Regions from separate parts of the Homo sapiens genome. Here region 1 is linked to region 2. Evidence: chromatin contacts called from ENCODE POLR2A ChIA-PET data. All regions are on one chromosome and are shown on one strand. Each heading gives the region's core, a stretch centred on a gene start or an enhancer-like site at or near the end of the contact. The rest is flanking DNA. Distances are from core to core; before and after follow the strand shown. Region 1 overlaps LOC100288728 (a long non-coding RNA gene). Region 2 overlaps CCDC92B (coiled-coil domain containing 92B).

Region 1 (2,839 bases), core at 286-2,785, 440 kb before region 2:
GAAGGGCGACGTCTGTAATTCCAGACTGTCTTTCCTACACTTTTCAGTGCCTCTTTCAGCAATACGAAGTTCAAAACAGGTGCTGTGATTGCTTGCCTGATTTTGGATCTCATGAAGGTGGTTTTTGTGTGTAGATAGTTGTAAATTTGGTGTTCTTACAAGGAGGATGATCAGTGTAGGTTTCTATTGAGCCATCTTCCTCTGCATCCTCTATAGCTATTTTGTTGAGAGTTTTTATCAAGAAAGAATGTTCAATTTTGTTAAATGTTTTTTTCTACTTCTGTTGAGACACTTGTGTCTCTGTGATCATTTATTTCTTTCATTTTAAAATTCATTCTGTTAACACATTTTTATTTTGTTCTCTTAATGTGGTGTATCACATTGATTGATTTGCATCTGTCAATCATTCTTGTACCCTAGGGATACATCCCACTGGATTGTGGTGTATGGGCCATTAAATTGGGTTTGCTAGTATTTCTTCAGGGATTTTGTATCTATGTTCATCAGGGATATTGGCATGTAGCAGCGGTTCCTGCTTTGTCTCCAGAGATGGGGGTGCAATTGCTTGGGCTCTGCCCGGCTGTGTCAGGTGGAGTCAGCATTGGCAAAGACTGTGGAGGTCCTCAGTGGGGAAAGGTGTCCAAAGTGGAGAGAGGTCCTGAAGGATCTCCTACTCTTCTTTTCCCCTCATGAGGGGAAGTTGCTGCTGGCAGGATCCCTCTTGGCACCTGCTTTTCCAGCCTGGGGGATGGAATAATGCCAGAAAAATGTTCATATACAGGTATGCCTCATTTTATTGTATGAAGATATTTCAAATTTACAAATTGAAGGTTTATGGCAACCCTGCCTTGAGCAAGTCTATTGGTGCCATTTTTCCAACAACATGTGCTCACTTCAGGTCTCTGTGTCAAATTAATTCTCTCAATATTTAAAACTTTTTTGTTATTATATCTGTTATGGTGATTTATGATCATTTACCTTAGATGTTACCCTTGTAATTGGTTTTTGGCTCCACGAACTGCACCCATGTAAGATGGTGAACTTAACTGATAAATGTTGTATGTGTTCTGACTGCCCCACCAACCAGCAATTCCATTGCCTCTGTCCCTCTCCTTGGGTCTCTCTATTCCCTGAGACACAACAATATTGAAATTAGGTCAGTCAATAACCCTACAATGGCCTTTAAGTGTTGAAGTGAAGGAAGAGTTGCATGCCTTTCACTTTATTTTATTATTATTTTTGAGACAGGGTCTCACTATATTGCCCAGGCTGGTCTCAAACTCTTGAGCTTGAGAAACCCTCTTGCCTCAGCCTCACAAATAGCTGGGATTACAGGTGTGCACCACTGTACCCACCTTTCTCACTTTAAACCAAAATCGAGAGATTATTAAGCTTAGTGAGGAAGGCGTGTCTAAAGCAGGGATAGACTGGAAGCTAAGCCTTGCGTCAAACAGCCAAGTTGTGAATGCAAAGAAAAGGTTCTTGAAGAAAGTGAAAGTGCTACCCCAGTGAACTTATGAAAGATAAGGAAGTGAAACCGTCTTATTACTGACGTGGAGAGGGGTTGAGTGGTCTGGATAAGATCAAACCAGCCAAAACATTCCCTTTAGCCAAAGCCTAATCCAGAGCAATACCCTGACTCTCTTCAATTCTATGAAAACTGAGAGAGGGGAGGAAGCTACACAAGAAAAGTTGGAAGCTAGCAGAGGTTGATTCATAAGGTTTAAGAAAATAAGCCATCTCCGATATGGTGAAACCCTGTCTCTACTAAAAATACAGAAATTAGCTGGGTGTGGTGGCGGATGCCTGTAGTCCCAGCTACTTGGGAGGCTGAGACATGAGAATCGCTTGAACCTGGGAGGCAGAGGCTGCAGTGAGCCGAGATTGTGCCACTGCACTCCAGCCTGGGTGACAGAGCAAGACTCCATCAGAAAGAGAAAGAGAGAAATAGAGGAAGGAAGGGAAAGAGAGAGAGAGAGGAGGGAAAAGGAAGGGACCATCTCCGTAACACAAGTGTGAGAAGATGCCATCTAGAACTTTTTGAGCGAGAGAGGAGAAATCAAGACCTGGCTTCACAGGTTCAAAGAACAGACTGACTCTTGTTAGGATCGAATGCAGCTGGTTACTTGAAGTTAAAGCTAATGCTCTTTTACCATTTCAAAAATCCTACAGCCCTTAACGATTATACTAAATGTATTCTGCCTGTGCTCTATCAGTGGAATAACAAAATTCTGGATGACTGCACATCTGTTTACAGCATGGTTTACCGAATATTGTAAGCCACTGTTGAGACCTGCTGCTCAGAAAAAAAAGATTCCTTTCAAAATATCACTGCTCATTGACAATGCACCTGTTCACTCAAGGACTCTGATGGAGACACACAAGGAGATTAATGTTGTTTTCAAACACAACGTCCATTCTGCAGCTCGTAGATCGGGGAGTCATGTCTCCTTTTTTTTTTTTTTTTAAGTCTCAGGAGCTCTCTCCACTTTGGACACCTTTCCCCACTGAGGACCTCCACAGTCTTTGCCAATGCTGACTCCACCTGACAGAGCGGGGCAGAACCCAAGCAATTGTACCCCCTTTGAAGCAAGAGTTTCACTCTTGTTGCCCAGGCTGGAGTGCAATGGTGTGATCTCAGCTCACCACAACCTCCGCCTCCTGGGGTCAAGTGATTCTTCTGCCTCAGCCTCCCTAGTAGCTGGGACCACAGGCATGCAACACCACACCCGGCTAACTTTGCATTTTCAGTGGAGATGGGGGTCTCTCCAAGTTGGTCAGGCTGGTCTCGAACTCCCGACCTCAGGTGATCTGCCTGCCTCGGCCTCCCAAAGTGCTG
Region 2 (2,700 bases), core at 78-2,577:
TGGGCGAGAGAGCAAGACTCCATCTCAAAAAAAAAAAAATATATATATATATACAAAAATTAGCTGGGTGTGGTGGTGTGCACCTGTAATCCCAGCTACTTGGGAGGCTGAGGCACGAGAACTGCTTGAACCCGTAAGGCTAAGGTTGCAGTGAGCCGAGATTGCACCACTTGCACTCCAGCCTGGCGACAGAGCAAGACTCTATCTCAAAAAAAAAAAAAAAAAAAAAAAAAGACGTGATAAAATGCCCTATGGAGGAAACAAGGACACTGACTCCCTTCCTGTGCACACTGGCAGCTCTTTCAGTCCCTTGCTCTCTGGACTTTTACACAAGCTGTTCCCTCCATCTGCAGCATCCTTCTCTCCTGTCTTCACTACTTAACTCCTGTTTATCCTTCAGATCTTAGCTCAAGTCTCTTCTGCTGGGAAGACTTCCCTGATGAGGTCACATTCTCCAGTTACAGTCACAGCATTGACTTTCCACATGTCACATTTGCAACCTCACACGTATTTGTGATTATTTACTATGTCTCTCCCACTATGCAATAAGCTTCACAGAGACCGTTTTATTATGCGCCCTATCTCCAATACCTAACACAATGCACAAAGTCAGGGCTCCACAAATTCTCTGTGGAATGAATAAAGGGCCAGGAAGGGGTTTGCACTTAAGCTGAAACCTGAAGAATTAGAGACCAAGCAGAGGGTAGAGTAGGTACGAGGGCGGAACAAGGAAGGCCACTGAGCCGACGCGTGGGGAAGGAGGGGGAGCGCGGTAGGACGTGCAGGTGGGGACGTGGGGAGGAGTGGGGCTTTGTTTTGTTTTTTTGTTTTTGCTTTTTGAGACGGAATCTCGTTGTGTCACCTAGGCTGGAGAGCAGTGGCGTGATCTCGGCTCACTGCAACCTCCGCCTCCCCGGTTCAAGCGAGTCCCCTGTCTCAGCCTCCCGAGTAGCTGGGATTACAGGCGCCCACCACCACCACCACCACGCCCGGCTAATTTTTGTATTTTTAGTAGAGACTGGGTTTCACCATGTTGGCCAGGCTGGTCTCGAACTCCTGACCTCAAGTCCATCTGCCCATCTCGGCCTCCCAAAGTGCTGGGATTGCAGAAATGAGGCCCCGCGCCCGGCCTGGGGGTTTTGTTACACGGAGCTCTGAGCCGTGCAGGTTCTGTTCCAAGCCAGGGGGAGACCGTCACCTCTGGCCTCTGCCCCGTTCCAGAGGCGGCGTCCCGGGAGCTGGAGAGCAAGTGCCGCGCGCTGGAGTCGCAGCTGGAGGCGCGTGCTGCGGCCAACGCGGAGCTGCGGCGGGAGGTGGCGCAGCGCGAGGCGCTGGTGTCCGCGCTGCGCTGCAGCCTGCGCACCGAGGAGCGCCGCTTCCTGGAGGAGCTGCGCCGCCGCAGCCACCGCGCCACCGTGCTGGGCACCGAGCTGCAGAAGCACACCGAGGCGGCCGCCTACCTCTCCTGCCAGCTGCACGCGGCGCGCCAGAGACTGCAGGCCCCGCGCCCGGGCCCCGGCGCCACCGCCGAGCCCAGGCCACGCCGCCGCGCACTGCGAGCCCGCCGCCCGCCTGCTGCCCACGAGGCCGCCGCCAAGGGCCCCGGCCGGGACTGGGCCGCCTGGGACCGCGGGGCCGGCGCCCTCGACGACGCCGACCCCATGCCCGACCCCGCGCTCTTCCTCTATGCACGCAGGCCGCTGCGGCCCAGCGCCCGCAGCCCGCGCCAGCCGCCTCCCCAGGAGCCCCCGGACCGAGCCGGCCCGCAGCCCGCGCCCAGCCAGCCCAGCGCGCCCGGGGACCCGGAGTAGGCGCCAGGCTGGCCGGGGTGACGCGGGACGGACGGGGAGGGCCGGCCAGGGACGCAGCTCGGTCCCCGCAGGCAGGTCCCGGGTCGGAGGGCAGCCGCCCCTCCTCCAGGAAGCGGGGCGAGGCGGCCCCGGCTCCCCCCAAATCCCCGAACCGCCAGCCTTTTGTACTTCCCGACGTTTCCAAAGCTTCGAGCCCTCTCCTCGCGCGAGAGTTCCTCCGCGGGGCCGAGCGGGGGCACCTTCTCTACCGAGAGGACTCGCCGTCCCGATCCTGGCCTGGTCCCACCTGCCTGTGAGACAGGAGGGGCGGGGGCCACGCCCTTCCCCGGGAAAGCCGACAATCCTTGGTGGGGTGGGGAGGGCTGGGCTCGCCTACGGAAAGGGACGCAGAGTGGCATTGGCGCCCCAGGCCCTCTAGCTCCCCACCCCCCGCCTCCCCCACCCCCGCGCCGACGCCCTTCCCGCCAAGCCTTCTTCCTCCCCAGGAGAGGCCCAGGCTAGGGGCTGGTCCTTCTACCCCCACCCTGACCCTGCCGATAGGTCCTTGCAGGTGAGCACGGAACACTTTAGAAGACACGTCCTCCCAGAGCCCCTGGTGGGAAAAGTGCGCCTGATGGAAGCCTAACTTCCATGGGCCCTGGGAGAGGATTACAGAACCGCCTGGTTGGCCGGACTTGGTCTAGAGCCGTCTCCAGCTCAGCTCTTCCCGAGTCGCCACCCCGCTGGGTATGCAGGGACTGGGAGCTCTGCTGGGGAAGGGAGGTGACAGGCCTGCTGCTGGCCAGGCTTCTGGAAGGCAGGAGCTGTCTTCCTTCTCAGGAGGCAGCCCCAGGCGTTTTCCTGGTCCTGTTTATTGGTGCTAATGTTGCTCGGCTTCCTAATCAGCTGG

Evidence for each region. ChIA-PET counts read pairs that join two places held with the same protein, here RNA polymerase II (POLR2A).
Region 1: POLR2A ChIA-PET joins it to region 2 with 15 read pairs in WTC11. The contact joins two enhancer-like sites. POLR2A ChIA-PET finds 5 or more read pairs at or near these places in 2 of 52 experiments (CD4-positive, alpha-beta T cell and WTC11).

Annotation. Positions count from the first base shown.
Region 1 is chr17:3,166,452-3,169,290 of GRCh38, reverse strand. The region is part of intron 1 of LOC100288728 (a long non-coding RNA gene); the gene reads left to right. Among named protein-coding and RNA genes, the nearest start is that of OR1A2, 30 kb to the left of the region's middle. Within about 2 kb of position 1,535, at least 2 of the 41 ENCODE cell types and tissues checked have a DNase peak (open chromatin) inside an H3K27ac peak, as active enhancers do.
Region 2 is chr17:2,723,522-2,726,221 of GRCh38, reverse strand. CCDC92B (coiled-coil domain containing 92B) reads left to right here. Exons shown (of 4, transcript NM_001355573.2): 4 at 1,222-2,700. The coding sequence ends at 1,811. Among named protein-coding and RNA genes, the nearest start is that of CLUH, 13 kb to the right of the region's middle. Within about 2 kb of position 1,327, at least 12 of the 41 ENCODE cell types and tissues checked have a DNase peak (open chromatin) inside an H3K27ac peak, as active enhancers do.